2 separate regions of the Homo sapiens genome follow, and region 2 is linked to region 1. A link is a loop called in an ENCODE intact Hi-C map of the cell type or tissue named here. Cell type or tissue: ascending aorta. All regions are shown on one strand. Links, peaks and the distances in the headings refer to the core of each region. The heading gives the core; the rest is flanking DNA.

Evidence for each region. Peaks named below come from ENCODE experiments on the same cell type or tissue, not always from the same donor. Only the 100,000 strongest peaks of a DNase experiment are listed, where the experiment ranks them.
Region 2: it touches region 1 in a loop (2.6-fold over the local background); 2 of 110 quality-filtered maps call a loop at or near these places.

What each region holds. Positions count from the first base shown.
Region 1 is chr7:84,692,014-84,708,309 of GRCh38, forward strand. No RefSeq gene overlaps it. Among named protein-coding and RNA genes, the nearest start is that of LINC03017, 170 kb to the left of the region's middle. RefSeq lists enhancers at 5,279-5,448, 5,700-5,869. In ascending aorta, for the core only: no CTCF peak of the experiment used is centred there; a DNase peak (open chromatin) is centred at 10,028; H3K27ac peaks cover 1,483 bases.
Region 2 is chr7:84,778,704-84,794,999 of GRCh38, forward strand. No RefSeq gene overlaps it. Among named protein-coding and RNA genes, the nearest start is that of LINC03017, 250 kb to the left of the region's middle. In ascending aorta, for the core only: no CTCF peak of the experiment used is centred there; no DNase peak of the experiment used is centred there.

The DNA.
Region 1 (16,296 bases), core at 8,033-12,032:
ATGCTTTGATGTAGAGTTTTGGGAATTGGGGTTTAATCCAGCCTAATCAGGTCTTTGCATATAGTGAATCCAAGCATGATAGTGAAGTGAATATAGCAAGAAACTGATGGGTAGGAAAAACTGGACAGGTCAAGCATTTATAAGAATGAATGAGGTGGAAAATTATTAACAGTGGAAAAAGTTGTTTGAACAATTTATGTTTGTGGACAGTCAGTGGGTTTATGTGTAAATATATATTTACATAATTGGAATTATCCTCAACATAGTGTTGAGTTGCAACTTGTCACTAAAAAGTCTTTGTACATATATTACTGGCTGAAAGATTCTACCATGTGAATGTATTTAACCATCCCCCCCTTTGTAGTTGTTCCCAGCTTTTGCTACCCTAAATAATGCTGTGATAAACATTCTTGTACATAAATATGAGAGCCACTAAGAAACAAAAAGACAATTGTTTTTGTTCTTAGTAAACCAATGCTTTACTTTCCAATATTGAAATTTCTAGGCAAAGGAAAATAAGAATAATTCAATGGAATCAACATCAAATCCTGGTAGACTTCCACCTTAAATATTAATTTTTGCAATACTGACACCTTTGGTGTGGTAGCATTTTCAATTTGCATATTTTTCTTTAAAAAATTATTTTCAAAAATTCATGATTAAACAAAACTCGTTTTTGAAGTTTGAAAAAAGATACATTGAAAGTTGCCTGTAGTACTCGGTTCAGGATCTAACTCTTTAAAAATATTAGTTAAAATTAAAGTTTTAGAGTGCTTTAATGGTAATGTATTTTAATTACTTCAGTTTAAGATTATAAAGTTGTTGCTTGGAGAAATGATTCCTTTTTCTAGTCACATAATGATTTCCTTAAAGATACTAAATATTAAAGATAATACTTTTTGAAAAAGGCACAATTAAGACCCTTAAAAATATTAAATGAAATGTGTCAAAATGACACTTAACTCATTAAACATTAAGGAACCAGTAAGATGTTATCACTGGTTCAAATAACCATACATATAATAAGACTATTAGGAATGGTGGAATACATTTATTCAATAGATGACAAACTGTTAAACCTGGTCAATATACACATAATACAATAACCAACTGAAACTCCACCAGACGGTTACATTTCTAAGGACAATAGTAATTTGCATTACTTTAAATATTCTATAACTTAATAGAGCTGTAAAATAGTCCAAAGACAATGAAACGCACAGGTAACCAGAAATTGTGCTAGCTAGTCAGGACACCCAATCATTTTTCTTGTTTATTTGTAAGTATTTTGCAATTATCTAGCATCTCCCATTTCCCATTTATTAAAAGAAAACAATGATTAGTATTTATTACATGATAAAACTGGTCTCATTATGGTTGGCAGGATTATTTAGGAAGATGCTGCAAATGTGTTACTTTACCATGTGGTACTCCTGTAGTTTGCTTAGCAAATCTAAACATACACAATCTTAAAAAGTTACTGAGGTCACAGGAATAATACTGTCTAGATGTTTCATAATGAAAAATCTCAGCTGAAACTTTGAAAAGTCTCCCTTAATTGCTATTCAGAGCATAGGAAACCAAGCCACACAAACTCTCCACAATTAGATTCCACTTGTGGTATATAATAATTTGGGTAAATTCCTCTCTTCACAAGATGCCACAAATTTACTTAGGTGCCTGAACCCACTAAGTCTGGAAACAGATATTTCCCTGGAAGAACTTTGTAAGCATTGGCTCCAGGAGTGAAACCACCTACATTCCGTAACAGTGGTTTCTCATACCATTTTATTTTGTATGTTCTATTTTTTTAATTGGCAAGTAAAAAATAAATATATTCATGATGTACACATAACATTTTGATATATGTATACATTGTGGAATGTCTAAGTCAAGCTATTTAACATGTGCATTACCTCATGTACTTATTATTTTTTGTAGTGAGAACAATTGAAATCCACATTCTTAGCCATCTTCAAGTATAAAATATATTATTAATCACAGTCACCATGAGGTACAATAAATATCTTGAACTTATTCCTCCTGTCTTTCTGAAATTTTGTATACTTTGACCAACATCTTCCCAATTCCCTCAATTCCCAGCCTCTGGTAACCAGCATTTTACTCTCCATTTCTATAAGTTCAACATTTTCTACCCTCTACAAATAATTGGATTATGTGGCATTTGTCTTTCTGTGTGTGGCTTCTTTCACTTAACATAATGTCTTTCATGTTTTTGCAAATGACAGGATTTTCTTCTTTTGTATAGCAAAATTGGATTCCATTTATATACATCACATTTGCTTTATCCATTCACTTGTTGATGAATTCACTTAGGATGAATCTATATCTTGGCTACTGGGAATAATGTTGCAATGAACATAGAAGTGTATGTATCTCTACACAAATGTTGAACTTACAGAAATGGAGAATAAAATGCTGGTTACCAGAGTCTGGGAAGTGAGGGAATTGGGAAGATGTTGGTCAAAGTATACAAAATTTCAGATAGACAGGAGGAATAATTTTAAGATATTTATTGTACATCATGGTGACTATGATTAATAACAATGCTGAACTTACAGAAATGGAGAGTAAAATGCTGGTTACCAGAGTCTGGGAACTGAGGGAATTGGGAAGATGTTGGTCAAAGTATACAGAATTTCATTTCCTTTAGATATATATATTTATATATATCTAGTGGTGGGATTGATGCATTACATAGTTGTCCTATTTTTAATTATCTGAAGAACTTCTATCCTGTTTTCCTTAGTGGCTTGGCTAATTTACATTTCTACCAATAATGTGCAAGAATTTCAATGTCTCCACCTCCTCTCTGACACCTATCTTTCTTTTATGATAATAGTCATCCTAACAAGTGTGAGATGATATCACTTTTTTGTTTTGTTTTGTTTTGTTTTGAGACACCGTTTCGCTCTTGCCCAGGCTGGAGTGCAGTGGGGTGATCTTGGCTCAACACAACCTCCGCCCCCCAGGTTCAAGTAATTCTTCCACGTCAGCCTCCCCAGTAGCTGGGATTACAGGTGCATGCCACCACATCCAGCTAATTTTTTGTATTTTTAGTAGAGACGGGGTTTCACCATGCTGGCCAGGCTGGTCTCGAACCCCTGATCTCAGATGATCCACCAGCCAGCCTTGGCCTCCCAAAGTGCAGGGATTACAGGCATGAGCTCTCGCACCCAGCCCACATTGTTTTTAATTTGTAATTCCCTGATGATTATTGACGTTGAAAAATTTTTTAATATATCTATCAGGCTTTTGTATGTCTTCTTCTGAGAAATAGGTTCTCTAACCACTTTTTAATTCTTGCTACTGAGGTGTTTGAGTTCCTTCTATACCAGATATTAACCTCTTATCAGATGTATGGTATGCAAATATTTTCTCCCATTCCATAGGTTGTCCATTCATTCTGATGGTTGTTTTCTTTACTATGCAGAAGCTTTTTAGTTAGATGTAATCCAATTTGTCTATTTTAGCCTTGTTATCTGGGCTTTTGGGTCATATTTAAATAATCTTTGCCAAGACCAATGCCATGGAAATTTCCCCCTATGTTTTCTTTTAGAAGCTTTACAGTTCCTGGTCTTATACTTGAGTCTTCAATTCATAATTCATTTTAAGTACATTTTTATCCATGGTATGCAAATAGGGTCTAATTTCATTCTTCTCCATGTGGATATCAAGTTTCCCCAGTGCCATTTATTGAAGAGACTCTTTTCCTTATTGTGTGTTCTTGGTACGTTTGTCAAAATTCAGTTGAATGCAATTGCATGGAGTAACTTCTGGACTTTCTATTCTGTTCCATTGGTTTATCTGTTTTTATGCACTGTGCTGTTTTAATTACTATAGCTTTGCAGTATATTTTGAGGTCAAGAAATGGGATGCCTCCAACTATTTTCCTTATGCTCAATATTCCTTTGGCTATTAAGGTCTTTTGTGGTTCCACACAAATTTTAGAATTGTTTTCTCCATTTCTGTGAAAAAAAAAAATCACTGGAATTTGTATAGGGATTGCATTAAATCTGTAGATCATTTTGAGTAGTGTAAACATTGTCATAATATTAATTCTTCCAGTCCATTAACACAGGATAATATCTTTCCATTTACTTGTGACTTTTTATATTTATTTTATTAATATGTTACAGTTTTTAGTGCCATGTGTTTTACCACTTTGGTTAAATTTATCTGAATATTTTACTTTTTGTAGCTATTGTAAATGAGATTGCTTTCTTGATTTGTTTTTCAGATAGTCCATTGTTTGTGTATAGAAATACTGTAGATTTTTGCATGTATATTTGTAACCTGAAACTTTACATATAAATATATATTTATATATACACATTGACATATATATATAATATAAATATATACATACAAGTTTATAATGGCTTTATAAATAATTTCCCAAACAGAAAGCAGCCAAGATGTCCTACAAAAGGTAACTACCAACAAACTGTGTTATATCTATCCTATCCAATATTATTTAGTGACAAAAAAAATTGAGCTAATAAGCTACAAGAAGATGTCAAAAATCTATTTTAATAATTTCAAATTTTATTTTAGATTCGGGGGCACACATGCAGGTTTGCTACATGAATATATTGTATGACACTGAGAATTGGGTTAAGATTGATCCTGTTACTCAGATACTTATCATAGTACTATTATTATCATAGTACACAACACAGTTTTACAGCCTTTGACCCCCTTCTTCCCTGCTCCCTATTAGTCCCCAGTTTCTATTTTTTCATAGTCTGGCATGTGGACACTCACAGATGGTCATAGCTCTGAGGTCAGGGCACATGCAGGGTTGCGAGACATGGTGGCTCCTTTTTTGAAGGGGCAGAAGAGTAGCTACTATGTGAGGTAGAAGAGTGTATAGCTATGTCTTGTACTTGAGTTCCTCCATAGGAATGGCTATTGGTCACCTCAGTGGCAAGCAATGCTGGTATCCTCTATGAAAACAGGCTACTTGGGACTGCAATGTTTCCCAAGTATGGTTAATATTGATAACCTTCACCTTTCTTCTTTGCTCCTTGCTATCTCCTGCTCTCTGAGGTATGCCAATCTTACCAAGAACCCTACTATGTAGATTTTATCAATATGCTTGCTCTATTGTGTTGTTTCAGATTCCTTACGGACCTTTGAGCCCTCTTTGAGATATTCTGTTTTGTGAATTGCTGTATGTATTTGCTTGCAGGGGGATGAGGCTGGTATATTCTATTCCACTATCTTGGTGACATCAGAGTCAGACCCTTTTAAATAAATGGGCATTATACTCATCAGTTTGCTCAGAAAACATCCTGACTAAAAGGAGAATAGATTCTCATTAACCTAATTGCCATGAAAAGTAACAAAACTTAGAGTTTCTGAATTGTGTGGGAATCAGTGAGAATCTGATATTATTTAAAATGTTTTATTTTACAAAAACAGAGCTTCTGAATTGTTAATAAAAGTGTGATAAGGCAGACAAAATTATTTTTCATAGAACCAGAAAATAGAACACTAAATCAAAGTCAACATGGCTACAAGGAACTAACTATAATAAATTCCATTTATGAGTTAATTCATACTATGTAATTAATTCTTGTTCTGAATCATCTTGGTTCAATAGTTTGTTTTTATAAAAGCTGTCTGCTTCTAGATAAAAAGGAGCCTTGAAATTCTGACTCAGTCCACTGGCGTAATGTGAAAGTCATCTAAGTGTTGCAAGCTCAGAAACCTGTACCCACGGAGACCCACTGAAGCTTATACCTAAACACATACTTTTATAGTACCAAAGTTTAAATCACCTACTATAGTCCCTTCCCATGAGGATCTGACACTGTCATTTTTTTTTTTTTTTGTGAGAGACACAAACTGTTGTGTAGCATATATACAGAACTTTCAGGCAAGTATCAGAGTTAAATTAAAACCATCTGTAGATAACAAGAATTTAATGACTATACTAATTTATTACTGTTAATTTTAAAATATGGAATGCCTGATGAGCGATCATAATAAGAATAATGCAATCAACAAGAAAATTTGTTTTCTTCTGTGGCATGCACAACAAAGATACTAAAGCCATTCCAAAAAAAATTAGACAAAGTGTCTCTAAGAATAATGATCAAGTATATTTTCAAAGACCTCATTGAATTTTATATCTGATGTATTAAAATTGATGAGTATAACTTTGATGGAAAAACTATATATTGAGATATGAAATATTCTGAAACATAACTTTTAAATATATCAAGAGTATCAGAGAGAGACTCAGTAAGGCTAGAGTAGGCCTAGCTACCTGTATTTTTATAAAACTTCATGGGTAAGTCTGATGCACATCCCCAGTGACCTAGAAGGTGCAAAATTCAAATGGAAGAAGTTGAGTTGTGGTTAGTAAATATTTTGTATAACTGACATTTTGATTGATAACACTGTACTATTATTTCTAATATAATTTAACAAAGCACTGCCAGGACTCTAATAAATACAGGAAAACAACGGACTATCTTGGACTTAGTTTTGATCAGTGTGTTATCTGTGGATAAATACACATGATGGAGTGCATGGGCATTTAAATATCTCTAGAAAGTTCTCAAAAAACATACAATTTCAAAAGTATTCATAGTAACAATATTTTACCTATATACATTTGACCTAAAGCCAAAAATATTTATTAATAATATTTTACCTATGTAAACTTAACCTAAAGCAGGCTGACTGTCTTCATATTTGGGAACTCTTCCATGGAAACCCTTAAAATGATAATATATCAAACACCCTAATTATTTCAACTATGTCTCTTTCTATAATATGAAAGAATAAAATACTTTATGATTTTCCTGTTTTAAGCATGAAACATATATTTAAAATTTTATTTTACTTTTAAAAAATTTAGGATCCAATTTTGGAAGGCAAAATGAAGTTTTCAGAGTGTATTTAAACTCAATAAAGATAAAATATCAAGTGCCAGAAAAACAATGCTTGTTATGTATTTAAGTAAATGAAAATAAAATAGTTTAAAATAAACACATAAGTTATCAGGATTGTAAAGAAATTAGCTATTTTATAAATGAAGGAGGAATATTTGTTCTCTTAAAAAAAATGAATGTAATAAAATCAACAAAGACTGCATAAAATTGCCCTGGTAAACCACAGAACCTTTGCTATCTAGGGTTACATATGACATAAGGAAAAGCCTTTTATATTATAAGCAAACTCACTAATTACTAAACCAAAGGAAAAAAATCAAAATCAAGCAAATTTTTCTAAGATTTTAACCTATTTTATAGATTACTTTAAAACTCCTAATAAAAAGCTAAATAAAATTTACTAAATAAATCATTTAAAATAGATAATGTATTTATTATTTAATAGAAGAGACCTGGCCCTGACAAGCAGCATGCTGTTTCTTCTCCCAGAATTTATTTTTTACAATAATGTGAAAATTATATGTACCTCAGAGATGAAAGATTACATTCAAGAATTAAATATGGTCAGCTCTGAAAATTGTTGGATGAATGGGTAATTATTGCTATAATTAACAATGTGATTCAATAACATAACTATTTTGTATAGCTATAAATAGTTTTTATTTACTTATGTATTGATTTACTGAATAATAGATGGCTTTAAAAAGTCAATTCACTGAAGGAAAACAGATATAGTTTTACCTGTAAAGTTCCTATCTTCACAAAATCTGCCCAAGTTAAATCACAACTACTGAGCCATATCCTACATTCTTCAAATTGATGGGGCTGGGTGCAGAGGCTCATGCCTGCAATCCCAGCACTTTGGGAGTCTGAGGTGAAAGGATCACTTGAGGCCAGGAGTTGGAGACCAGCCTGGACAAGAAAGTGAGACTCAGTCTCTACAAAAAATAAGTAAAAAAGCCACTAATCATACCACTGTACTCCAGCCTGGGAAACAGAGCAACACTCTGTCTATTAAAAAAATAAACAAACAAACAAACAAAACTAAAATTAATGGCATAGGAACGACATGGAAGATTATATTACCTCATTTTCATTAGTCATTGTGTAACTTTTTTTTAGAATGTTCAAATTTATTCATTTATATTGACAGATAAAATTGTACTCATTTTGTAGAGCATAATGTTCTGAAGTATATATGCATTGTGGAATAGCTAAATCTAGCTAATTAACATATGCATTACCTTACATAATTATCATTTTGTGGTGAGGACACTTAGTATCCACTGTCTTATTATTTTTCAAGAATACAGTATATCATTGGGTACCTTCTTTGTAGTACAACATAATACTTTTCTGATTTTAAAATACCAAGAGGATGTTAGTTTGCAGTCCTTGTTTTCTTATTTCTTTCATTTTCTAAGGTGATTGAAGTAAAAGATAAAGGGATTATCTTCTAAACAGAATCAATTCACCCATTTATTTGGAAGATAGAATATAAAAATGCAATAACTGTTCAATCAGTGTAAGCCTTAAAAAAAAAACCTCAGAATTTTAAAAGACCTTGAGATTACTGGATTTATTGACTTTCAATTATACCTGGAGGATGAGCAAATAGACGATCATCAACCATTACTTTCCAATATGTTAATAAGCACAATTATTGATTTTTGAAACATGTTTTCATCACAGTGTAGAGGTGTAGAGCACCATACATTTTTCCAGCTTTGTTAAAGTATGACTGACAAGTCAAAATTGTAAATATTTAAGGTATACAATGTGATGTTTTGATATAAGTGTACATTGCGAAATGAATACCACAATCAAGCTAATTAACATATCCATCACCTCACATAGTTACTTTTTAATTTTTTAGCTGAGAACATTTTAGACCTACTCTCTCGGCAAATCCCCAAGTAAAAAATACACTACTATTAGCTATAGTCACCATGCTATACATTACATCTCCAGAATTTATTCATACTGCATAATTGAAACTTTATATGCTTTGACCAACATCATGCATTTTTGATTATATGATTCATAACTAAAACTGGATATTTTGGAAACTATGTCTTTCTTGAAACATGACTCTGAACAAAGCCTTAAATTGAAAGCAATTGTGTCTTTGATGTTTATGAATTCACACCTTTTTTATTCAATAATTTGTTCATCACTGTTTTTTAAATTTTGTATTTCATAAACAATAATTTTCATAGAGGGTCTGTGACTCAGGTTGTCTGAATCACAGTGCAGCTGTGTGAGGACAGAGACATAAGCACTATTGTCAGATTATATAGGAAACATATTGAACTCTAGTGTGATTATCCAAAAATTTAGACAGAAACCACTGAACAAGAAACACTTTGAATTTTGATTAAAATTTATATCCAGGAATGTTTATGATTTTGTGTCAGTCTATCTTTACAGTGTAAGGAAATATTAGAATTGTTTAATGAAATAAGAAATAAGAAAATGTAATTACCATAAACAAAAACATAAAGCAGACAGCACAGTGCCCGGCCAAAAGCGAGTGTTTAAGGATTGATAGAGGTATTATTGTTATCCCCTTCAATTAATGTCCTAAAAATGCCTGAGTAGTTGAATCCTATGTAGACCAAGGAAGAAGACGGGAAACGTATACCATGGCAACAGTTCTGTGTTGAATTTGGATGCCTCTTCACACTTGAAATGCTTGGTGGAAAGTATGACTCATGACACGCTAATTTGTATGGCTCATAAAGCAGATTATACCCCCCCAAAATAAAAACTTCCTTTTAACTAATATGTGATGAAATATGTTCAAGAAATTTGAAAAAAAAAAAGCCATATTAATTAAATCTAAAGGTAGGATTTTGTAATGTATGAACCAAAAAGTAAAAACTGTGAGGCAGAGAAATGTACCTTTCATTAATGTTTTAGTCAAGGTTCTTTAGAAAGACAGAAACAATAATATACATACATGTAGGGAGAGAAAAATAAATATATGAGAAGGAAATTCTTAAGGGAACTAGTTCACTTGATTACGGAGATTAAGTCTCGTAACACGTCATTTACAGCTGAGAACCAGGGAAGCCAGTAGCATGACTCAGACCAAGTCCTCAAGTCCTAGGGCATGGAGGCTGCTGGTCAAAGTCCCAGAGTCCAAAAGCCAAACAATCTGGAAATCTGATATCCGAGGGCAGAAGAAATGGGTCCCAGCTTCAAAAGAAACAGAGCAATAACTCACCCTTCATTTGCCCTTTTGTTCATCCAGACTTGATTGCTTAGTGCCTGCCCAGACTGAGGGTGGATCCTACTCAGCCAGGCTTAAGTGCCAGTTTCCTCCAGAAACACCCTCATAGACATACTTGGGGCAACCTAATTATTTTAATCAAATGCCAAGTCACCTGGGTTTCCTTTTCAACAGAGAGGCACAGGTTCAGTGCCTACTGAGGCATGGAGAATAATTAATGCAATTATTGAGAATAAATAATGCTTCACCAGCTACCTGCTTATCCCTTAATTCAGTCAAATTGACACCCAAAATTAACCATTACAATGAACAAATATTAATAATGGTTTACATGTCTAAGTATCTACCACTTAGTAACATTATGCTGTGCTAAGGTCTTCAAACATCCAAATGTAGGTAGATTTGAAAAAAACAAAAATTAATAATTATTTAATAGAATATAAATATACTGTAGACTAATAAAATGTAAATTTTTGACTCTTTATACAATTGTATAAAGTGCTTAATAGCAATTATGTGTTTTCATTCCTCCAAATTATAATGATTTTTATCCCCTCTTAGAGAAATATCAACATTTACCCTCAATCTTGTTGATATACTTTTCTATATTCCAAATGTTATTGCTGCAATATTATCATATATAACTTTAATGATTACTGAAGTGGATAATTAAGATAAAAAAATACAATTAATTTCCCATATGTGTGATAATTATTTATGGCTAAATATTGTTGGTTCATTTGAAATGTTATCAATCTAGGCAGAGGGAACTAAGGATTTCCTCTAATAGGTTCTACTAATTTCCACAAAATATTTTCACCACATTCAAAGCAATTCTGGAAGGAGGAAGCAGTCCTGTTCACTGATGATAAATAACTCAAGTAATTATCAAATGATTGTGTGGCAAGCCCAAACTATATTTTGCAAAGTATTTAGTTTCCTCTTTTATGCATATATTTATAGCTATAAATACTTTAAAGAGAGTTTATCCATATGTTTCTGATTCATTTACATTTAACTCATCAAAATGTTGTTTTAAAGAGCATACAAAATTAAGTAGATTTTTAAGTCTACATTTATTTTTGAGAACTCGGAAGACAGAGTTTGCTAGCTATAAATTAATTCAAGAAAATATAAATATTTTAGGCTTGGCATAAGACATTTTCTCTTCTTGGAATTTCCAATAATTAGATAAATTATTTTTCCTTTTGTTCTTGAAAGCTAACCCACTGAATTCTTTCAGAAGGCTGAAATTAGACTGCGCTTCATAAGAAATCTCAAACCTGGAAGGATTTAGGCTGATCCCAAAGTAGGTATAATTAAGAAATAAAGGTATTAATTTCCATGGTGGATTTAAGAGTATACTACCTTCATTATTATTATTTTTAGTTTTAAACCTCTTCTTTATTTACATAGAAAATAACAAGTACAATAAAAACACAGTTATGTGTTCTTAAGACTTGGCTAATTTGTAAATTTTCTTCTCCATGTTTTAATTCTTAGAAGGAGGTTAGCTCCTACTCTATTTGCTGTTACAATTTTATACAAGAATATATGGACCCCACTTAAGAACTTTATTATAAACTTTCTTTCTTATTGAAATGATAAATTTTGTGCTCTAAGTATATTGTAATTTTCTGAGGAACAAAATATGGAAATTAGATCTGAAATGCCTATGAAATTGGAATTATTAGAAAGAGAATTATCTACAAATAATTCAAATTTTTTCACTTGCCTTTCTTGGTAAATGAATATAAAATGCATTAATATTGTTAGGTTTCCTTTTGAGTTTAAATATTAAATATACAATTATAAAGACAGTGTTCAGCAGTGTAACTATTATCATTATGGCTTTTCAAATTTTTAGTGGTATCAGTATTATTTGATTACCAATTAAAATTATTCTATAGCACTTAAAGAAAAAAAATTCTGAAGAAGCTTATATATGGAATATATAAGGTTAAAAACATACCAGTTACTGAGTACAGGTAATAAGTATCATCAATGGCATTGTCATCAATCATAATTATTCATTACATTTTTGATTGGCTTTAATATTTAATATGAATTTTATCATAGTTTATTCCATTGCTATCATATTTATTAGTTATTATTACATAGAATGTTTAATAAAGAACAGCAGTCATGAAATTCATTTTCAATTGGTAGAAGAAAATACATTTGTTATCTATCTGTATTGAGTTAGAATTTAGATAATATATCATTAATGTTGTCAAATTCATTGGGATTCTGGTTTCGTCTGTGTTAGTTTCCTTGGCCTGGCTTAACGAATTACCACAAACACAATGTCTTAAACAACAGAAAGGTATTATCTGTCCAAAAGTCTGAAATCATGTTGTCAGCAGGGCCATGCTCCCTCCAGAGGCATTAGAGGAGAATCCTTCCCTGCCTCTTCCAGCTTCTAGTGTCTCCAAGTGCTCCTTGGCTTGGCTTTTCATGACTCGGATCTCTGCCTTGGTCTTAGCATAGCCTTCTTCCCCGTGTGTCCTCCTTTTCTGTCTGTCTAATCTCCCTCTGCTTCATTCTCATAAGAATAGCTGTCATTGGTTTTAGGGAACACCCAGGTAATCCAGTATGATTTAATTTGATATCACTAAGTTAATTGTATCTGTAAAGACCCCCCCACCCCCGACCCCAGTAAGGTCTTCACAGACTCTAGGAGTGAGGTCATGAACATATCTTTTCAAGGAGACACTATTCAACTCACTACCTGTCAGTAGATGAATACAATAGATTAACACTTCTCTGGCTAGCGCAGAAATCAAAGAGATGAAATGCAACACTAGCCTGGCTTTTAGGCAACCGCTGCCACTGTGTAAATCAGGATCCAATTAAGACAGAGAAACCTCACTGTAACTTGAATGGGAAAAAGCTAATATACTGAATTAGTTATTATAACAGGATATATGAATAATGAAGAGATTAGTAAGAGTTAAAGACAACTCTAATGAATACTGGAATAGCAGCTGTAAAGGAGAAGGCATTACTTTTGTATTTAAGGCAGGGCAAAAGAGAACCCTGCCCTGTCAGGGCTGAGATCTGAACTTTGTTATAGAGGGCATTGCTGTGATCACTAAAGGACAGAGAAATTGCTGTGGTACCAGGCATACTGGCAGAACTTGTTAGAGAGCTGCCTTTTAGCATGCCAGAAAAAGCCATTCATAAGTAAGTGCTATACTGGGGAGGCTCCAGTACGAAGCTACTGACTACTAGAGGGGTTTCAGACACCATGTTCTGTAGGAGCTGAGTACTGGGGAAGCCATCTGCACTACAGGAGCTGGTTGCTGGGAACTTGTATGCAAGAACTATCCAATGAAACAACCCAGAACCAGGAAGAAAAACTCGTTCCTCCTGCCATTTCTCTTAAGCATCCTCTACTGACAAAGCATAGCAGAGCATAGCTGGTGAAAAAAAAAAAAAAACAAGTTTAAATGGATTACCTGTGTTTTCATAGAGCAAGCAATGAAGGGTGGGTTTAGATCTGAGAGGCAAAAGATTGATAAATGACAAATATTTGGAGAATAAAACTTGAATGAAACATGGTGTCTCATCCCTGTAATTCCAACATTTTGAGAGACCAAAGTGGGAGGATCACTTGGCGCCAGGAGTTTGAGACCAGCCTGGCCAATATGGTGAAACCCTGTTTCTATAAAAAACAAATTTAAAAATTACCCAAGCATGATGATTCACACCTGTAATCCCAGCTACCCAGGAGACTGAGGTGGCAGGATCACTTGAGCCCAGGAGTTCAAGTCTGTAGTGAGTCATGATCATGCCACTGCACTCCAGCCTGAGAGAGTGAGACCCTATCTCAAAAAAAAAAAAAAAAAAAAAAAAAAAATTAAAAACAGGAAACTTGAGAATATAATTGGGAAAACTAAATTTATGAAAGTCAATCATGTTTTATATATAGGTGAAGAAGAATTGATGGTGTGGATGGCATTTTCACAATCAAGTCCTCTTGGTGAGTTCATGAAAAATGTATGAAATTTTCTACATGTCTTTTTCTCATATAAGACATTCGGCTCATCATTTCTTATGAATTATTTCTCTTACATTTTCAATGTTTTATTTCAGACCTCCAACTACCTTTCTATATTTCTGCAATATAAATAAGTTTTTAAATTTATAGGCTTAAATTATAACCTACCTGGCCATTTTCCCTATGTCTTCTGATGCCAAAAGGATGAGGAAATATGAGAACTATTTTATAAAATGAAGTCAAAAAAGAAACTTCAAGTGCTCCTATTTCTCCACATCCTCTCCAGCACCTGTTGTTTCCTGACTTTTTAATGATTGCCATTCTGACTGGTGTGAGATGGTATCTCATTGTGGTTTTGATTTGCATTTCTCTGATGGCCAGTGATGATGAGCATTTTTTCATGTGTTTTTTGGCTGCATAAATGTCTTCTTTTGAGAAGTGTCTGTTCATGTCCTTTGCCCACTTTTTGATGGGGTTGTTTGTTTTTATCTTGTAAATTTGTTTGAGTTCATTGTAGATTCTGGATATTAGCCCTTTGTCAGATGAGTAGGTTGCGAAAATTTTCTCCCATTTTGTAGGTTGCCTGTTCACTCTGATGGTAGTTTCTTTTGCTGTGCAGAAGCTCTTTAGTTTAAGTAGATCCCATTTGTCAATTTTGTCTTTTGTTGCCATTGCTTTTGGTGTTTTAGACATGAAGTCCTTGCCCATGCCTATGTCCTGAATGGTAATGCCTAGGTTTTCTTCTAGGGTTTTTATGGTTTTAGGTCTAACATTTAAGTCTTTAGTCCATCTTGAATTGATTTTTGTATAAGGTGTAAGGAAGGGATCCAGTTTCAGCTTTCTACATATGGCTAGCCAGTTTTCCCAGCACCATTTATTAAATAGGGAATCCTTTCCCCATTGCTTGTTTTTCTCAGGTTTGTCAAAGATCAGATAGTTGTAGATATGCGGCGTTATTTCTGAGGGCTCTGTTCTGTTCCATTGATCTATATCTCTGTTTTGGTACCAATACCATGCTGTTTTGGTTACTGTAGCCTTGTAGTATGGTTTGAAGTCAGGTAGCATGATGCCTCCAGCTTTGTTCTTTTGGCTTAGGATTGACTTGGCGATACGGGCTCTTTTTTGGTTCCATATGAACTTTAAAGTAGTTTTTTCCAATTCTGTGAAGAAAGTCATTGGTAGCTTGATGGAGATGGCATTGAATCTGCAAATTACCTTGGGCAGTATGGCCATTTTCACGATATTGATTCTTCCTACCCATGAGCATGGAATGTTCTTCCATTTGTTTGTATCCTCTTTTATTTCCTTGAGCAGTGGTTTGTAGTTCTCCTTGAAGAGGTCCTTCATATCCCTTGTAAGTTGGATTCCTAGGTATTTTATTCTCTTTGAAGCAATTGTGACACTGTTGGTGGGACTGTAAACTAGTTCAACCATTGTGGAAGTCAGTGTGGCGATTCCTCAGGGATCTAGAACTGGAAGTACCATTTGACCCAGCCATCCCATTACTGGGTATATACCCAAAGGACTATAAATCATGCTGCTATAAAGACACATGCACACGTATGTTTACTGCAGCATTATTCACAATAGCAAAGACTTGGAACCAACCCAAATGTCCAACAATGATAGACTGGATTAAGAAAATGTGGCACATATACACCATGGAATACTATGCAGCCATAAAAAATGATGAGTTCATGTCCTTTGTAGGGACATGGATGAAATTGGAAATCATCATTCTCAGTAAACTATCGCAAGAACAAAAAACCAAACACCACATATTCTCACTCATAGGTGGGAATTGAACAATGAGATCACATGGACACAGGAAGGGGAATATCACACTCTGGGGACTGTGGTGGGGTGGGGGGAGGGGGGAGGGATAGCACTGAGAGATATACCTAATGCTAGATGACGAGTTAGTGGGTGCAGCGCACCAGCATGGCACATGTATACATATGTAACTAACCTGCACAATGTGCACATGTACCCTAGAACTTAAAGTATAATAAAAAAATAAAAATAAAAATAAAAATAAAGAAACTTCAAGAAGCAAATACAGCATGAAGAAAGACCTACAGGAAAGATTCAACTTGCAAACTCTTGAATTAAACTGGTTGTATAAAATG
Region 2 (16,296 bases), core at 6,403-10,402, 85 kb after region 1:
ATACACAGAAAGAAATACTGCAAGTTTTATAAAAGCCAAAATAAAAATAAAATAAAATAATAAGCTTGAATTGTATAAGGAAATATGAATAGACAACACATTAATTAAAATAATGAGAAGACAAAAATCTATTTGTCTAATAGACCAATGGAACTAAATAGAGAGCCCAGAAATAATGCCACAGACCTACAACAAAGTCAAAAAAGCAAGCAACAGGAAAAGAACTTCCTATTCAATAAATGGTGCTAGGATAACTGGCAAGCCATATGCAGAAGGTTGAAATTGAACCCCTTCCTTACACCATATACAAAATTCACCCCAAGATTGATTGCAGACTTAAATGTAAGACCTAAAGCTTTATAGGGTTTTTATAAACCCCAAAAGATAAACTAGGAAATACCATTCTGGAAATAGGCCTTAGCAATGATTTTATGATAAAGAAACCAAAAGCAATTGCAACAAAAGCAAAAATTGACAAATGGGACCTAATTAAACTAAAGAGCTTTTGTACTGCAAAAGAAACTATCAAAAGAATAACAGACAACCTTTAGAATGGGAGAAAAGTTTTGCAAACTTTGCAACCAGAAAAGGTCTACTATCCAGAATCTATATAGAACTTAAAAAAAAAAATAACAAGCAAAAAACAACCCCACTGAAAAGTGGGCAAAGGACATGAACAAACTATTCAAAAGAAACATACACTCATCCAACAAGCACATAAATAAATGCTCAACTTTAATTAATTATTAGAGAAATGCAAATCAACAAATTAGTGTTTGATGTGCTACTGGATTTGATTTGCTAGTATTTTGTTGAGGATTGCTGCATCTATGTTCATCAAAGATATTGGCCTGAAGTTTTTTGTTGTTGTTGTTGTTGTTGTGTCTTTGCCAGGTTTTAGCATCAGAATGAGGGGCTCTAAATCTTGAAACAAATCCTTGAAATACACCAAAATAGAACATCTTTAAGTACAAATTTCATAGGTCCTACATAAAAATAACACAATGAAAAAGAAAGGTATTCAGCAACAAATAGCACAATGAATAGAATAGTACCTCACATCTCAATACTAATGTTGAATGTAAATGGACTAAATGCACCATTTAAAAGATACAGAATGGCAGAATGGATAAGAATTCACCAACCAAGTTTCTGCTGTCTTCAGGAGATTCATGTAACACATAAGGACTCACGTAAATGTAAGGTAAAGGGGTGGAAAAAGATATTCTAAGCAAATGGACATCAAAAGTGAGCAGGAGTAACTACTCTTATATCAGATAAAACAAACTTTAAAGCAGCAGCAGTTGAAAATGACAAACAGGGACATTATATAATGATAAAAAGATTAGTCCAATGGAAAATATCACTTCATTCAGGCAGTGGCAACAGAATCTGTGCTTGCTTGCCGCCATTAGTCACAGCAGTGTGGTGAGGTACACATGCGTCAACTGAAGCACGGTAACAATGTCAATGGGGCTGTGGCATTCTTGGATGTGCTTGTGGCAGCAGCATGGTGGTGGTGGGGCTCTGGTAGGGACAGGGTTGCTGGCACCTGTGCTTGCATTAGTCCCAGTGGTGCTGGTGGCAGGCATGGGGTGCTGGTATGCATGGGGCTGCCAGCCCCCCTACACATTTGCACTGGCAGCAGTGGCGGTGCTAGGGGGCAGGGTTGCTGGTGTTCATGCACAAGTTCACACCAGTGACTGTGACATGGCCAGGTGCCCTCACATCAGCAGGCGAGGAGCAGCAGGGTGTGCTTGGCTGGCAGCAGTGACACACACAGTAGAGTACCTGTGCTGGAAGAGGAGGGGAGGTGAAGTCTGCCCATGGGAATGCTGGCAAAGCAGTGGGCAGGGGAGGTGGCTGTGGGCAAGTGCATACCAGCAAAGCAATGTAGGGGAGGCTGCAGTAGGGGAAGAGTGCTGGTGGGCTGGTGCATGACGGCAGAGGCCAATCTGCAGGAGCTCTCCAATGGTCAGGCATGGTCTGCCAGTAAAGGAGCTATAATGAGGGTCCTTCAGAAACACGCCGGTTGGGCCCCCGAGGCTGCGCTGCAAGAAGCTGTAGCCAGGCTGGGGTCCTGGGAGAGGCCAGGAGAGAGGAGGGCCACTCAGATCAGACTGGCCCTGCCTCATGGGCAAGACCTCTCTCCTCCATCCAGGTCTGACAGTCACTAAGGCTAGTCTCCTAGAAGAGCATTCTTATCTTTGAGGGACGGATAGACATTTCTGGCCGTGCTCCATGGCAGATGATTCCACACTAAGCCCTCTGAGCTCTGCACAGGCTGAAGTCCTGCCCCATCACCTCTCTAAGCAGTTCTCCCTGACAACTCAAGTGTCCATGATATTGTGAGGCCTCCTGTTGCCAGGATTCTGGAGGTCCATGGCAAAAGTGAGCCATTCCTTGCCTGTCCAATTCACCCCTTCCCTAGGAGTCACTGAGGCCCAGGAATGAGTCCCAATGCTCAGTAACCCCTGCAGTGTTCCCAGATTCCTCCCCATTCAGCTCAACATTTATGTCCTCCCTCCATCAACTCTCAGTGCCTTCCCTTGAAAGATCTGCTAGGAGTGTGCCAGTCTCCCAATCTCCCTTTCTCTCTGTGGAAGATGTTCCTCCTGGCTGCATCTATCCTGCGATCTTCCAATTGAAAATTTATAAACTTTATTTTACACCTTTTGTGTAAAAGGGAAAATATATAATAAAATTGCAGAATTTCTAAAAATTAATGAAAAATCAAAACATTGCATAAGAAAAATTATGGAATAAAATTAAACAACTCTATGAATTTAAGGCTATGAGTTTTCTTGTGCTAACAAAAAAAATGAAAGAATAAAACAAATAAATTTCTTTTGTGACTCATTACATTATGGAAAACAAAATAAGGTTAACGAAGAGAAAACTATAGAATAATATATCATGAAAGAGATGCAAAACTCTGTAATAAAATATTTACAAATTGAAGCCATCGATCTATAAAAAAGATAAATATCATGACCAAATGGGTTTATTCCAGAAATTCTACATTGGCTTAACATTTGAAAATCAGTCAATGTAATTCAACGTATTAACAAAATAACGAAAATGAATATATAATTAACCCAGTGGATTAAAAAAAAATGTGGGAAAATTCCACACTCATTTATAAACGCTTTTTGTGTAAGATCTGAAGCAAGGTTAGAATTTCACTATCAGCACATGCCCAACATTGTTCTACATTCCTAACAGGTAAAAGAGTTGAGAGAAAAAAGATATATAAAAGAACAAAGATTTAGGGGGAAAAAAGCAAAAGTGGCTATTTACAGATGACGTAATTTTTTTCATAATTTTTTTAAGTTCAGTGTTCAACAAAAAGCTAGTAAAAATAATGTCAATTTAGCATAATTGCAGGATACAAGATCAATATGCAAAAATAAATTGTATTACTAAATTAGAATTACTAAACTATTAGAATAAACAATTTGAAAATATAACTTTAAAAATAATTTTATGATAGTAAATTTTGAAAATAATAAAGATAAATATAACAAAATATGTGTAAGACCTACACTATGAAAATTACAAAACATTACAGGAAAATCAGCCGAAATAATTGATATGATATATAATTTTTAACGGAATGGAACACTAAATGCTTAAGATACTGTTTTTCCCCAAATTGATTACAGATTCTACAAGATCCCAAACATAATCTCAGTGTGTGCTTACCTAAATTGACAATATAAATCTGAAATGTATATGGAAAAATAAAGGATTAAGAATTGCCAAAACACCTTTGAAAAATATATGAGAATGGTCTCTGATTTCCTATGATAAAACTACAATCATCAAAACAGTGTTTCACTGGCATAAGATTAGATCTATTAATAAAGGAATCCAAATAGAAAGTCCAGAAATAAACTGATATGTGGTCAGTGTGTTTTTGATATGGGTACCAAAGTAATTCAACTGGAAAAATACTTTTTTTTTTTTTTAAACGATACTAACACAACCCACTATACCTGGGGGATAATTAACATTGTCCCTTTCTGACTGACACCATTGCAAAAATTAACTTGAAATATATACACACCTAAATAGAAGCACCTGTGTACATGTGTGTATGTGTGTATATAGTGAGATAAAGCAAATATGACAAAATGTAAATGTTAAAATGGGTGAATTCAGGAAAAGCTATAAAGGATAGTCATATATTATCTTCCAACTGCTTTTTAGCTTTATATTTTTCAAAATAAAAAATTTTGAGAAAAATGTCTGAGGCAAATATGGAAAAAATTAACTTTTGTTCAAGCTGGTTGCTTGATACAAGATGGTCTATCATTATTCTCTATTCAGTATGTATTTGAAAGATTTTAACATTAAAAATAAAATTATTAAACTAATATAAATATTATATAGCTAATTTTATTAACTTTATTTTACAATTAAATGCTGCATTCATGAAGAGACTGATTATCTTATAAGTACTTAGTGTTCAAAATGTAGCTTAAGTTAATTACCTTGTGTTTTGCTATGAGGATATATATTAATAGCTTGTTTATATACAACTTCATAAATAGGTCACACTCCATAAACTTCAAACAGTTCTCAGTGGCTGTAACTTCTTATCATAACCATGAATGTACTGAGAAGAAAACTTCAGCAGTTTCGAAATAAAGACAGTCCTTGATCCCTATTTAGATTCTGAGATTATTGTATCAGGTTAAATTCCATGACACTTGAGAATAAACATTCTATTGCAATCTTGCCAGAGATAAAGCCAGTAAAAATTTGTCTAGTTTCATTTTAATCCCAAAGCAATACCTTTCTTCTTTGCTGTTATTGTCATTCATCTCAGAAACTCAGAGTGTTTTACAAAAGACACAGTAATATTACCCATTACAAAGAAAAGAGAAAGGAGGTGGCAATGGACTTAATCCATTTCAGAGTGTCACCCAGGGCCTGAAGGAGTGGCTAGGGAATTGAGCAATCTAAACTTCTCAGAAGTGGTGCAAAGTTACATTCACTCAAATACAAAGCCCGTTCTGGGTTAGTATTCATGTTTCAGTAAAGTTTCTCTTAAGTTAATTTTTCTACAAAGCCGAATACAAATCAGCGTTGAACAAAGGTATTACGGCTTTCAAAAGTGGGCTTTTAAACATTGATAGGAGCACTGTGATAATGATGTTGTAGTGCACTTTAAGGGAAAAGATGTGTGGGAAAAATACAAAGAAAAAAAAAGCAGTGTGCCCAATTAATCTGCAAATCAAAGTCTGCCCCTTAGAAATAATTATTATGTTTCAGGAACTGAGGATGAACAGAAAGCGCCAAAGTATATGTCATTTGTATGCTGAGACATTTGAAACCTTTTACATGGGTCATCTGCAATGGTAAAGGGGAGTGTTTCTAAAATTTCTTTGTTCAGAATTCAAAAGAAATTTCTCCACAGAAGCCATATTATTCATGATGTTTTTTAGGCTAGGTTTCAGAGCAAGACCACAAAAACCTCCTGGGTTCCAAATGGACCTAAAATGTGGTATACATAACCCTTTACTTTTTCCTTTGCCACTGGAACAAATGCATAGTCGCTCTGAGGCTTTCTTAGACCTTGCTTGCAGGAAATGATGGAAAGCCACACATGGTAAAATAATACCATGCCCTATATAAACTGGTCATTGGGGTCAGAATGTGACTTTATGTCAGAAATACCTGTCGTGAGGTGGGGAGGCTAAATGTATCAGGCCCACTTCCCAAGCGGACCCGTTTTCGGGGTAAAGGTTCTCACAAAAACGTAGGAAGGTTAACATAAGGAGAGTCTGGAAAAGTCCGGAAAAAGATACTAATGTGACATTAGTATCTTCATCTCCTGCAAGTCCAAACTCCGTATGATATCATATGACTCATAGGGTGTTATCTGGTATTTCTAAGTGTTCTTATCATTGATACTTCATTAATTATCAATAACAATTGTAAATTATTAATAATAATGATTAACCATTGGTGAATGTCTTAAGTATTATGTTTAATTAATAATGTACAATGTTTTATTAATAATACTAGCTACATTTTACTGAGTACATATATATATAAAGCACTTAATTAACTTTATCCCTTATACTCATAACAATGCTGAAAAAGAGATCATATTATCCCCAAAGCACAGAGGAGGAAACTGATGTTTAGGGATATTAAAACTACACTTTCAGTTATTCAGCTCTAAACTGGTAGAGTCATGCTTTCAATTTAACTCCTCTTGCTTTAACTACTACATGTATTAATTAATTTATTCAAGAAATGTTTTAACTTTGAGAGGCAACTGTGCTGTAGGAGATTTTGTCCATCCAGTAGCAAAGGGGAGTGATTCGAAAGGAGAGCTAGTAGAAGAACAAAACGGGAGAAATATAGGATGAAGGAAGAGAAATAATAGGATAAAGGCTAATAGATTTGAGTTGTAATTTAGGGGATCAAATAAGAGATAATCTTAAGCATATATGTGTGTATGTATGTATATACAGCCTCTTTCATTTCATGATGATAAATCCCATCCCAAATATTATAGATTTTTACATTTGATTCCATTTGCTTTAAACAATAAATCCACGAATTGGACAGGGTATCAACTAGGAAAATGTGATACTATGTACGTTTCCCTATTTCAGGTTTTAGAATATGTGAAGACAATGTTGCTAGTCATGGAAATATAGAGTGCTATAAAAATAATAACTTTATGTGAAGTAAAAAGTTAAACTTTTGACAAAAATGGGACATAAGTGAAAATATTCTATGTGGGACATTTTAATTTTTTTCAACTTCTAATCGGTGATGGCAGTACATAAACGGCAACTGCATATGGAAGAAAAAAAATATGCCAGTACCTAAGTATATTTAGGAAAATCTGTGACTGAGAAATATGTGCTGGTTTGGAGAAAACAGAAAAAAATATAGTCTTCTATTACAAGAGATGACAGTACTTCAGAAATAAAACTATATCTCTGCTCATAAAACTAAGGATATGAATATTTTCTGTCCACTTGCCAGTTGCTAAAAGTAATCTGGTGAATACTCATGGAAAATTAGGAGTTCTCTAGGATTCTCAGTCACAATATGAATACCACATCTCTAATATTTGTTGGCACTATGACATTTCTGAACTCTTGTTTTAAGAGCTCTCAAATGAAAAACACTCGTCTGTCTAGTAGCATGTTTTCCCAGGTATGCTGATTTGAGCTCCAGCTAAGTGAATATTTGTTACCAGCATGCTCTCCTTGCCTATCCAAGCCTTTATGTCAGTGGCATTTCCAACATAAAAGTTATATATGTATAAATCTGTTGAAGTTCAAGAGAATCAATATACACACCCCACTTTTTCCTGTCTGAGTTCTGAAACAATCAAGATGGGCAGAGATAGGAAAAAAAAAGAGGGAAATAAAAATATCAGCTTCACCACGGATGGAGCAAATATAGACTGTGGCTTATGTGGATTATATCCTAATCCTTAAGTGTTGACGTCCTCATCTTCACCCAAGAATCAGGCAGACTCATCTGTACAGTTACAGGTAGAGCTGCAGAGCCACAGGTCTCCCCCTGTAGGTTTTATACCTCCAAGCCTACCACATGGTCAGGAACAGACCCAGGCTCCTGCTCTACACTGAGAGGTGGATCCCAATATGACATGACATGAGGACAAAAAGGATTAACAAACAAAGCAATCCCAGTTTCTAGTTCCAGAGTCACCTGTCACTTGCATCATTTCTTGGCTCCTGGGAAGGCATGAATAGGGGTAGAGAGAGATCAGGAGGGTTATCCTAATGGATATTCCTCCAGATGGAAGAAAACAACAAGACTAGGCACGACTCTTTCCTCAAACAAAAGCAACATGAGTAGTATAAAATTACACACATAGTATGGCTCATCAATGCATGAAAAATTAGAAACTTTCCATCATTCAGAAAACATTTACTGAGGGTCTGCCTTATGACGAGCACCATGCTAGCAACTGAAGTACAAAGCACATAAAACACGATGTCAAATCACAGTTTCTATTCTTTAACTGTGCAATGTATCCAAGACAAATATTCAAAAGATAATTTAAAAAAATAATGTGAGGTATTCAGAACAAATTAGAGATCTACATTAGAATATTAGAACCTTTGAATATTATTTAAATTATGAATGATACTCAAGATAACACCTATATCATTTTATAGACAAAACATGGCCATAAAAAACAATAAGCTGCTTTAAATTCAACCAATTTCAATAATTCGATTATTTGGCATTCTACATTCTCAATACTTTAAGGACAAAACTTCAAAACTTTTGTATTTACAATAATTTGCATTTTTTTTCTTTTTACCTCCCAGACAAGTGATGCCTCCCTATTAATGCCTATCCTCCATTTATTTATCATAAATACTGTAAGAGCTCTGCAAAAGTGAAGAATAGTATTTTGTTTCATTTTTTTTCCAAAGATGGACTTCATTAAAACATGATTTGTTGGGTCTTTGCCAGGCAACTGAGATAAAGATAAAATAATATAACAAGAACCTTCTGGTTCTTTCAGTAACCAGCACCAATCACTGGGATTATGCTAAATTTCATGCTATAGCAGGTCATATTTTATCAAGGTTCCACTGCATTTACAGTGAACAATAGACCACTATGTAAATCACTTTATTATAACCTTCAAGGTGGTTCTTTAGGCCTGGAGACCTTCTCCACAAAACTTTTAATATAAAGGTTGACAATATTATTTATTAAAACAGCAAAATAAATTATTTTCATGGAACCTCTAAAAGCATACATTCTTAAAAAAGATTATGTTATATAAAGAAATATTTGCATATAACAATATAAATAAAAATAGCTAATATCTATTCAGTGCTGTCTCATGGCTACCAGGTTTAAGAGACTTACATATATTATCTCAAATATTAACTTCACTGTGGCACTATGAAATAGATACTATTGTCTCTGTTTCACACAGGAAGAAACTGGAATATAAAGGAAACAAAATATTACTGAAAACTCAAATTTCTAAATAATTTCTCAAAAATCACATTTAATTAGTATGAGCAATCCTGGAGATGAACTAGGGTCTGAAGAACTCTAGACCTACAATCTTAAAATATCCTGCCTCTAATATTTCAACCAAATGACAGATTATGTATCTATATAAAATCTACATAAAGTTTATCACATGCTGTTAAATGACAATAAAATAATATTTTACATAAATCAATATAATATATAATGTATTTATTTAACACATTATCCATATATTTGTGTAAATACATTACAGGCACCTTTACTTTGTTTATAGGCATTATTGCAGATGGATTTAAAACTTTCAATCTCCTTGTAGATTTTTAGGTACTCAGATTATGCTAAATGCCTACTTCTCTCTTATAAATTCAAACCACAAAATAAAAGCAAAATACCTCAACTATTTATACCAGTGATGCTAAAATATACCTGAAAGAAATCATAATTTATTATATAAACACATTTGATAAGTCTGATATAACATTATACATACACACACTTTTTTTTTTTTGTAACATGACTGGTGAAATAAATAAATAGATTAAAACCTTACCATGAAGTTGAATCTGAAGGAACTGGAATGTAATGTAAAATGTAAATTATATGTTCCTTCAAAATATAAATTATAAAACAACATGAGCGTACTTTTTGTTCGTTTCAAATCCTCTACTGAAAAACAGGAAAAAGGTATAAATACCTAACTGGGTTTTTTGGGCTTACAGTAGCTCCCAGACTTTAGTGGGAGTCAGAATCACTTGAAGGACTTGTTAAGCTAGATTGCTGGATCCCACTCCCAGTTTCTTATCCAATGGTCTAGATTGGGTCTGAGAATTTATATGCCTCACTTGTTCCCAGGTGATGCAAATACTGGTTCAGGGATCACACTCTGAGAAACACACTTGAGAATCTGAAAGACATAAAGTCTCTTACCCTCATCTGTAGCAGACCAAATCTCAGCATCAACTGCTTTGCGAGGATGTGAGCAGGGAAGGGGTAGGCTAATCAGCAAGTAGTTAAAATAAATTGTTCCTAAGACTCAGAAAACATTAGAATCACCTGAGGAGGTTTTAAAACTCCTATTGCTCAGGCCCTATCCCAGACCAATTCAATTAGAATCTCTTGGTGTAGGATTCAGACCTTAGTAACTCTAAAGCATCCCAGGTGATTCCAATGCAGTCAAATTTGAGAATAACCCATGAGAAGAATCCAGTAACTCTGCTCATGCCCAGTGGTGGCAAGCAACAGCCTGCATATTACAGATCTCAAGGACGTTGAGATTAGAAGTAGTGTGTATTCTCAATCTTAAGTAAGTCACTGCATTTTGTTTTCTTATCAAATGCATAAAACTTTATAGCTGTTTATAACTTTAAATCAATACTTATATGATTTAGCTTTATATGTATGCTTAAATACTAAAGATATTTATGATATAATTATAGTTCCTCTCAGTAATCTCTCTCTTTTCCTTTTTCTCTTTTTCCTAACTTTTGCATTTGTCTTAGCTCTTCAAATATACCCCAGACTTATGTATAATGTTCCACATACCCGTGTAATACAATGGATAGACGGAAAGCTGTACATAAATCATTAAGCATACTTAACCCAGTGCTCTAGATTAGGGACTTGAATTTTGGGTTCATGCTTGTTAGTTTTATGACCTTGAGTAAAGTCTTCCAACTTTTGATCTGTAGAAAGAAGCTAATGACAGTACCTGCTGCCTAGAATCATTGTGTGAATTAAATGAAATAATGCCAGGAGGTATTTAACAAATAAGGAAGGGCTCAAATATAAGCTGTTTCATTATATTTCTTTTCTCTTTTAAATTGGTATGTCATTTACTTTGGTTACAAAAAATAAAAAAAATAGTTTTATCTGAAATCTATGACTAAAATATTTCTGTTTGCTGCATGTGTACTTTTGTTAACAATTATAAACTCATGTTGCTGCCTTTAATAGAATTAAATAAATATGGCAATTAAAGTGGGTAGGATTTTGGTTAAGAAACACTAGAGTCAGCTGACAAAGGAAAATCAGTTGTAGAGAGATAGAGGGGGACGTTTTTTGAGTAGAATGTAAGAAATTCTGTAAAATTCAGTTCCCAGTCTACTCCTGATGCTTATTAATGAAATCTTTTTAATGAATTAATCATTTGCATTTTATGCCTCTATTCTTTGGGCTAGAAATCACTAAATTTAAACATACAGCTTTAAATAGACTACATTTTTTCAATTATATGTTTAGCATTTATTTTTGTAGCTAAGTGAAGTTGTCTTACATACCAAAACATGGTAATATACCATGATTTTTACATGACTGATCTCATTGAAAAACATATATATCAGCCAGGTGCAGTGGCTCACACCTGTAATTCCAGCACTTTCAGAGGCCAAGGTTGGTGGATCACCTGAGGTCAGGAGTTCAAGGCTAGCCTGGCCAACATGGCGAAACCATGTCTCCAATAAAAATACAAAAATTAGCCGGGCATGGTGGTGCATGCCTGTGGTCCCAGATACTAGGGAGGATGAGGCAGCAGAATCGTTTGAACCTGGGAGGTGGACGTTGCGGAAGTAATTTCCTCGCATATCTTTTTCGTACATGTTTTATACAATTAACTCATATTTGATCATGTATTTTTAAAATGTTCGAGTATCATCTCTTAAAAATAATTTTCCCCTGCTTCGGATAATATAAATGTTATTGTCTTTTATTTTTCATCAGGCAATTTATATAAATAAAGGAATGATTTCTCTAATAATTATTTATTATCCTTTTACAGTAATGTTAGTTTTTGTTACAATTTTATAAATAAAATAAAAATTAACAAGTCACTGAAGTGAATAATATGAGTATCCAATATATTTTATTGAATTACTACTATGAACAAGGTATTATAAAAGCAGTGAATAATTATGGTGGGATAACCTAAAACCAAGAGTTGGTAAACTCACCATAAAAGGGGAGATAGTAATTACGGGCAGTCTCTGTATCATTCTTTTTCTTCTTCTTTTAAACAAACATTTATAAACAACAAAACTTTTCTTGGCTTGAAAACTATACCAAAATGGGCTGTGAACTGGATTTGGCTTCTGGGCTGTATTTTGTCAGCCCCTAACCAAAAATACTTTTAGAGTCTTTTACCATTAATATCAGTGTGGTTTTTGAACCAACATTTGAATATTGTCAGAAAATTTTCAATGACATTTAGAGAACATTCATGAAAGTGCCCAATAATTGAAAAATGGTTAGAAATCAACATAATTCATACAAAATTGTGGACACACAATGATTCAGTAACACCGAGTTGCACAATAGCGACACTACCAGAACAAACTTAAAAAAAAATGCCTAAAATAGAGACAGCTGTGCATGATTTACTTCAGTTTTAGTCATAAAATTCAGTATTATGTGCCAAGAATCTGAATTATGAAGCAAGGAATAAAAAGGCACAGATTTCTTGTAATGAAGTGTTACCCACAGAAGGGAAAAATGAATGCAAATTTTACCTATATTTGAATAAGGACAATTGTCAGTAACATAGGGTGCAATTATTTGTTCATGAATCCGTGTGCACAAATATATACATAGTTTTATTTTTTTAAAACATTCACAATGACTTCTATTTTCATGCAAAAATATTTCTTATATCCTCAAAATATACATCTTCAGAATATAAGCTTTATTATTTGGAATATATTAAGTTACACTGTATAAATACAACATAAATGTAATTTAGGCATTGATAGTATTTCACTAATGATGTTCTGGCTGAACCAGTTAAAAATTGCTTTGCAAAACTTTAAAAAACTTTTGTTATTTTTATTCCTTGGAAGACTTCTGAAAAAGCAATTACATGACTGTGTGTGTGTGTGTGTGTGTGTGTGTATATATATACATATGTATGAGTGTATATATATATATACATATATATGTATGTATATATATATACATATATATGTATGCATATATATATACACACATATATATACACACACACACACGCACATATATTTAAGTAGCAATTCATATATTTTAAGAATCACAGGGTTTTAAATAGGATACTTTCCTAAAAGACTATCTTTACTTTTGCCTGGAAGCTTTCATAGTCATTATCAGTCTTCTATCCCAGGGAGAGGAAAAAAAAAGGAAAAACCTAAAAACTGTACTAGAAGAACCATTTCAAGACCAATTGATTTTATTGCCTGCATACTGATTTTGCAGAATTATTTGAGAAATGAAGGAGAAGGAAGCTGCTGAGAAAGCACAGTAGAAATCCATCAGAGAAAAAAATTTATAGAAACTAAATCACATCATCTTGGTATATTACAGAATGCTGTGAAGAAGTATGAAAATGACTATGTCTCAATTGAAAAAAGAAAGCCAGAGGTATACACCTACAACTTATGAAAGACAGTTTATATTATACACACATAAATAATATACATGTTTATATTACAGTGAATTATATTATTAAGTATATATATATCAATGTAAAATGTATACCAAAATACATATATGAAGATTGCTATTTCCTGCCTTTGAAAAATGTGCTAAGCAATTTAGCTCAGTTTTCATGTTGTGTAATTAGAGAAATTCATCTTATTGCTAGTTAAAATGTGATCAGTGACCACGGTTTAGTGTTTGAGACTCACTAAATGTTCCACTGAGACTCCAGGGGCAGCCATTGTGGGTGAGTTAGAGCATTACGAAAGAAGGGAAAACAGTTGAAAGGATTGCTATAAATAGAAATACGCAAGAAAGACATTGAAGGCCTAAGAAATGTAGTGGTAAATTTTACCTATAGTGTAGTAAAACTTTTCGATAAAAGATAATGTTAGAGAATAATTTTTAAAAATTAGTAGCTGTTTCTTAGACATGATTAAAGGAGAAACTGAAGATGGATTGTGGTTTAGAAGTGTCAGAGAATTATTAATATATTTGACTAGTAGGAAATACTACCACAAGAACAGAAAACCGGATACCGCATGTTCTTACTCATAAGTGGGAGTTGAAAAATGAGAACACATGGATGCAAGGAGGGGAATACCACACACTGGGGGTGAGGGGCTAGGAAAGGGATAGCATTAGGAGAAATACCTAATGTAGGTGACGGGTTGATGGGTGCAACAAACCACCATGGTATGTGTATACCTATGTAACAAACCTGCACGTTCTGCACATGTACCCCAGAACTTAAAGTATAATTTTTTAAAAAGAAATTTAAAAAAAAATGTTAAACTGTAAAGAGATATAGAGTTTTTTACTTGTTCTAATATTTTTTACTTCTAATAACAAAGTGGCAGAAATCCAGTAAATATAACTCGTATTAGAAAAGAGCAGACATAAAATATTAAAAAGCTGTCATTAAACTTTACTAAGAGAACCACAATAAAGACATTTGAAGTACTTATTTCTGCTTTTAATCTGCTGTAATAAAATTTATTTTGAAGTAGGATATTTACCTGAAAGTATCTAAAAAATTTATTCAATGATGAAATGTAGCATAATTCAGAGGATGTTTGCAAAACGTATTTCAAAACTAAAATATATTTAATCAATATTATATAAATTACTTCATGGAAGGGTGAGAAAACTGTTTCTCCTGTTTATAGTAAGTGACATACAAATTAATTGCATATAAAAAGTTATCATGGCCCACAAAGCAAAAGCCCTCATGATGACAACTCAGATATCTGATAAAGAAAAGTCCATTACTTATATTTTGTGATGTAAGCATGTATTCATTGCTTATGCTCCATTTAGGTTGAGGAGGTGGCTAAAACCTATTCAGGTGACAGTAGGGGGGGAAATAAGTCTGAGATGAAAGTTCCTTATCTATCTATCATATTGAAAAAATAATGTATGTTATTAAAATGGACTTCTGATATTTTTACTTACACAGAAAAAATAGAAAACAAGGATTTAGGCTAGGTGCAATGGCTCATACCTGTAATCCCAACACTTTGAGAGGCTGAGGCAGGAGGATCACCTGAGCCCAGGAGTTTGAGACCAGCCTAGGAAAAGTGCTGAGACCTTGTCTCTACAAAAAAAAAAAAAAAAAAAAGCTAGTTGTGGTGGTGGCACACACCTGTGACCCAGCTACTCGGGAAGCTGAAGCAGGAGGATCTCTTGAGCTCAAGAGGTTGAGGCTGCAGTGAGCTGTGTTTGTTATCACTGCATTCCAGCCTGTAGCAACAGAGCAAGACCCTGTCTCAAAAACAAAAGAAAAATTAAAAAACAAAAATAATAATAAGGTTTTGATGTTATGTATTATTTCACATAGCACATGACCATCAATGAAAGGAATGTTGTAAGGATAATCATTTCTTAAACTAATATTCTCAAATACTAAACTCTCAGGTTTTGCTTTATTTAAAACAGAATGAATTTGGTTCAATATTAACATCTCAAACTTAACTAAAATGGCAGGCTTCCAGAAATATTCTACTTTATTTACTATTAGTATCTGCAGAATATGGGGATAACAGTGATAAATTTATTTGATAATTGATCATAAGGCATTTTTCAAGAATTGTACAAGATAACAAGGTTGATATTTGTTTTATCTTCAAAATTATTTTTAATATGCTGAGCAGCCAGTAACTGGTTATATGTATGCCATCACACATTTTTTTCAACTACCAGAAAGTGTTGTGCAGAATCTTTCCAACAACACAGGAGTATACATCAATTAGAAACAGAAATGTTCTTGTGTTCCATAGGAGCAAAATATTAAGAAGTGTTCATGTATTTTACATTAAGAATTTAAGCTTTTTATATACTATGTTTAGGCCTTTCTAACTTATAAGGCTCTATTAAAGTTATTCCTTTATGTGTACCATTAGAAATAACTATGACATGTAGTTCTTCTTTTGTATATCAAAAAATTTATTTTCTTTTGATAAAATGTATATAAAACTGACAACACACATCTGGTATTGAAATACTGTCACTTTATTTCTGAATCAACTCCTATCAAAGTGTCTGTTTTTTTTCAAATTGAAGAACTATTACATGAAAATGGAAACAGAATATGTTTTATTTTTTTCAACTTTACAGATTCAGGGGGTGCACGTGCAAGTTTGTTACATGTGTATATTGTGTGATGCTGAGGATACGATTGATCCCATCACCCAGGTACTGAGCATAGTACCCAGTAGTAAGTTTCTTAACCCTTGCCCTTCTCCCTCCCTCCTCACTCTAGTAGTCCCCAGTGTCTATTGTTGCAATTTTATGTTACTGAGAAACCAGAAATGTGGGTTTAGCTCCCACTTAAGT